2 separate regions of the Homo sapiens genome follow, and region 2 is linked to region 1. Evidence: read pairs that join two places in POLR2A ChIA-PET (ENCODE). Cell type or tissue: Panc1. All regions are shown on one strand.

Region 1 (2,500 bases):
TCAAGTGATCCGCCTGCCTCAGCCTCCAGGAGTACTGGAGTTACAGGCGTGAGCCACCATGCCCCGCTTAGATTTTTTATTTGTAACTCTGGAGAAGGGTTAAACCCTTACCTAAGAGGTTATTGTGAGCATCACTTGAAAATATTTTCTAAGTGCATACTTTTTTTTTTCTTGAGGTGGAGTCTTGCTCTGTTGCCCAGGCTAGAGTGCAATGGCACGATCTCAGCTCACCGCAACCTCCACCTCCCGGGTTCAAGCAATTCTCCTGCCTCCGCCTCCCGAGTAGCTGGGTTTACAGGCATGCGCCACCACGCCTGGCTAATTTTGTATTTTTAGTAGAGATGGGGTTTCTCCATGTTAGTCAGGCTGGTCTTGAACTCTCGACCTCAGATGATCCTCCCGCCTCAGGCTCCCAAAGTGTTGGGATTACAGGTGTGAGCCACTGTGCTTGGCCTGCATACTTTCTACTCTTTATAATATTTCATCTAATTTAATGATCATGGCTACACTACGAGCTAGGCATTATTAGTAACTCTATTTTGTATTTGCGGAAACAGACTTAGCACTCTGTGAACATTTTGAGGTATATCTTTCCAGTCTTTTTTCCCTATAGGATTATATATGCTTTTAAAATGTAAGTTCATACAGTCATGTTTTATAATCTGCTTTTTAAAAAAGTATTTCATGAGTCATTTTTCAATACACCTCTATGTCACTGTAAGTAACTTCATAGCATTTCATTGTAACGTTCTATCCTAATTTTGTGAAGTCCCGTCATTGGACCTGTATGCTAAATCTTTTTTTTTTTTGCCATTATAAATAATACTGAAATGGATATCCTTGAAGCTAAATTTTGTATACATCACTTTTTTTTTTTTTTTGGTGGAGATGGGGTCTATGTTGCAAGGGCTGGTCCTGAACTCCTGGGCTCAAGCAATCCTCCCACCTTACCCTCCCAAAGTGCTGGGATTACAGGTGTGAGTCACCACCCCCAGCTTTTTTTTTTTTTTTTCGAAGATAAATTCCTAGAAAGTAGAATTACTGAATCATAGAGTATACATTTTTTGGAGACTTTGATACAGAAGCCAAATTGCCTGTGTTTTTTGTTTTTTTTTTTTCCGTTAAAAAATTGTGTTGGCCGGGCGCGGTGGCTCATGCCTATAATCCCAGTACTTTGGGAGGCTGAGGCGGGTGGATCACCTGAGGTCAGGAGTTCAAGACCAGCCTGGCCAACATGGCGAAACCCCATCTCTACTAAAAATATAAAAATTAGCCAGGCGTGGTGGCGCGTGCCTGTAATTCCAGCTACTCAGGAGGCTGAGACAGGAGAATTGCTTGAACCCAGGAGGTGGAGGTTGCCGTGAGCTGAGATTGTGCCACTGCACTCCAGCCTGGGTGACAGAGCAAGATTCCGTCTCAAAAAAAAAATGTGTTAAATATACATACCATAGAATTGACCATCTTAACCACTTTTAAGCGTACAGTTCGGTACTAAGACACTGTTGTGCAACCAATCTCCTGAACTCTTTTAACATTTGCATTATTGTGCAACCAGTCTCCAGAATTCTTTTACCTTGCGAAACCAAAATTCTATGCCCGTGAAACAGCAACGCCCCATTCCCTCCTCCCCTAACCCCTGGCAACCACTCTTCTATTTTCTGTTTTTATGAATTTGATTACGCAAGTACCTCATGTAAGAGGAATCATACAGTATTTGCCTTTTTGTGTCTGGCTCATTTCACTTAGTAAAATGTCCTCAAGGCTTATCCATATTGTAGCATGTGTCAGAATTTCCTTCCTTCTGAAGGCTGAATAATATTGTATTGTATGTATGTATATGTGGCATTTTGTTTATGTGTTCATCTGTCAATGGACACTTGGGTTGCTTCTACATTTTAACTATTGTGAATAATGCTGCTATAAATGCTAGTGTACTAATACCTCTTTGAGACCCTGCTTTCTATTCTTTTGGGTATATACCTGGAAGTGGAATTGCTGGATCATATGGTAATATCTATTTTTAAATGTTCTAATTTTAACAGAGTGATCTGTGAGGGTTCTTTCCTACCTGGCCTTTCGGTTTCCCCCCGAGAGCTGAATGAATTGCATTTTTTCGCTTCTTCCCGTGGCTGCAGGGTACCCAAGTCTGGGATTCATCTTCCGTGGGTGCTGCAGCTGTCCTCGTGCCCTTTGACAGGCTGGGTAGGTGGGAGGGAAGGGGTTCTGTTGCTGAGGATGTTTTCTGTTTTCTACCTCTGCATCCAGGGCCCAAGGCTCCAGGGTTCCAAGGGTGGGGCTTCTTGGAAGGGCGGCTGCCTTGGATGTGATGAGTCATTCAGACTGAAGGAGTTGGGACCAGCCTGGTGTTGGGCCTGAGGCTGTGCCAGGATCAGCTTGGCTCCAAATCGAAAGTTCTGAGTTAATGAAAAAGCAAGTCCTCCTCTTGCAAGGGACCTTTCCTAGAGCTGGGTATTGGCACAGAAAGGCCCTTGCCGGTGGG
Region 2 (2,500 bases), 180 kb before region 1:
GCAGGAAAATGTGACCCATAACCAGGAAGAAAATCAATAGATAAAAATTAAGAAATGACAGAGATGATGAAATTAGCACACAAAAACTTTAAAACAGCTATTATGAATAAGTTTATGTAGTCAAAGAAAAATAAATGTAATGAGAAAGAAATGGAAGATATGAAAAAGAACCAAATGGGATTTCAAGAGATGAAATGAAAATTTCACTGGATGAGACTAACAGCAGTGTATTTGACACTACAGAAGAAAATAACAGTGAATTTGAGGACATAGCAATATGAACTTATCTAAACCAAAGAAAAGAAAGAAAGAAAATTTGAGGCGGGAGTAGGGGGAGACAGCATAGCCTTAATGACCTGTGGGACAATATCAAGCAGTCCAGTACCCATGAAACTGGTGTGCCACAAAGAGAAGAGAGAGGAAGAAATAGAAAAAAGCTTCAAAATTTTATAGTGAATTTCCCCCTAAATTTGATGAGAAATATAAATCTATAGAGCCAAATGTCTTACACAAAGATGTTATTAATATATGACCAAATTTCTGAAAAACGGCTCCAAAGAAAACATCTTTAAAGCATCCAGAGACAAAAGAAACATTTTGTACAAAGGAGAAAAGATAAAACTTAATGCAGACTTCTCATCAGAAACAATGCAGTTCAGACGACAATGGAATGTATTTTAAAGTACGGAAAGGAAAAAAGCCAACCCAGAATTCTAAGTCCAGCAAAAATATAATTTAAAATGTTGCCAATAATAATTGTGAATGCCATTATCCTGAATGTCGAAATCCCAAAGATTAAAACCCGGCCTGGCATGGTGGCTCATGCCTGTAATCCCAGCACTTTGGGAGGCCAAGTCAGGCAGATCACTTGTGATCAGGAGTTCAAGACCACCCTGGCCAACATGGTAAAACCTCATCTCTATTAAAAAAAAAAATAAAAAATAAATAAAAATAAAATAAAAAAAATAAAAAAGCTTGGCATGGTGGCACTTGCTACTCCAGCCACTCCAGAGGCTGAGGCAGGATCACCCCTTGAACCCAGGAGGCAGAGGTTGCAGTGAGCTGAAATCGCACCACTGCACTCCAGCCTGGGTGACAGAGTAAGACTTTGTCTCAAAAAAAAAAAAAATTAAAAAAAAATAAAAAAGATTAAAATCCCTAATGTCTAAAATCCTGAAAAATCACAATCCTAAAAGATTAAAATCTCAAACTGAAATTCTGAAAGCCAAATTCTGGAGAAGGGATTAGTGCATCTTCAGTTGTACACAAGATAGTTGCATCATATTGGTTGCAGCATGTTAGGCAGAACTATTACCTTGTTATTGTCTTTATTTGGAAATTAAGTCTGGTGTAAAGAGATGCGTATATGTGCCAAATTGACAAGGGGACTTGTGCACTTAATTTTAGGTGTCAATTCAACTGGATTAAGGAATACCTAGAAACCTGGTAAAGCATGATTTCAGGTGGGTCTGTGAGGGTGTTTCCAGAGGAGATTGCTATGTGAGTCTGAGTGGACTAGGTGGGGAAGATCCGCCGTCGTTGTTGGTATGCACAATTCAGTCATCCAGGGATCCAGAGAGAACAGATACAGAAGGTGAATGAGTCTCTTCTGAGAGCTAGGACAGGCTTTTTTTCTACCACTTTGGACATAAGAGATCCAGACTTGACAGCCTCTAGACTCCAGGCCTTCCATCAGCAGCCCCCGCCTGGGTCCCAAGGCTTTCAGCCTTGGACTGAGAGTTACACCATTGGCTTCCCTGTCTCTGAGGCCTTCAGACTTGGACTGAACCACACTTCCCATATTCCAGTCTCCAGCTGGCAGATAGCCTGTTGTAGGACTTCTCAGCCACTATAATCACATGAGCCAATTCCCCTAATAAATTCCTCTCATATACCTATATACATATCCTATTGCTTCTGTCTCTCTGGAGAACACTGCCTAATACAGATTTGGTATTGGGGAAGCCAAATATCATTCCTTCTTACTGCATTCCTTACAGCACAATGGAAAAGAGCTGTGAAATTGTTTCCTTACAAAAAAAAAAAAAAAAGTGAAAAGTTGAAAGTGTACAAGGCTACTTAACAGTGAAAGGTACAAATTTAAAAGCTAATTTTAGGCCAGGAATGGTGGATCACACCTGCAATCCCAGGATTTTGGGAGGCTGAGACAGGAGGATCACCTGAACCCAGGAGTTTGAGACCAGCCTGGGAAACATGGCAGAGATCTCATCTCTACAAAAAATTTTAAAAATTAGCTGGGCCTGGTGGCGTAAGCCTGTAGTCCCAGTTGCTACTTGGGAGGCTAAGGTGGCAGGATCACTTGAGCCCAGGAGGTTGAGGCTGTAGTAAGCTGAGACTGTACCACTGCACTCCAGTCCTGGGTAATAGAGTGAGACCCTATCTCAAAAAAAAAAAAAAGAAAAAAAAAAAAGTTAACTATGGCCGGATGCAGTGGCTCACACCTGTAATCGCAACACTTTGGGAGGCTGAGGCGGGTGGA

Evidence for each region. Peaks named below come from ENCODE experiments on the same cell type or tissue, not always from the same donor. Only the 100,000 strongest peaks of a DNase experiment are listed, where the experiment ranks them.
Region 2: POLR2A ChIA-PET joins it to region 1 with 12 read pairs; 2 of 35 experiments call an interaction of 5 or more read pairs at or near these places.

What each region holds. Positions count from the first base shown.
Region 1 is chr2:46,965,795-46,968,294 of GRCh38, forward strand. All of the region lies in intron 3 of TTC7A (tetratricopeptide repeat domain 7A), which reads left to right. Among named protein-coding and RNA genes, the nearest start is that of TTC7A, 26 kb to the left of the region's middle. RefSeq lists an enhancer at 2,156-2,450. In Panc1, no CTCF peak of the experiment used is centred here; no DNase peak of the experiment used is centred here; H3K4me3 peaks cover 396 bases; H3K27ac peaks cover 480 bases.
Region 2 is chr2:46,785,787-46,788,286 of GRCh38, forward strand. No RefSeq gene overlaps it. Among named protein-coding and RNA genes, the nearest start is that of LINC01118, 30 kb to the right of the region's middle. In Panc1, no CTCF peak of the experiment used is centred here; no DNase peak of the experiment used is centred here.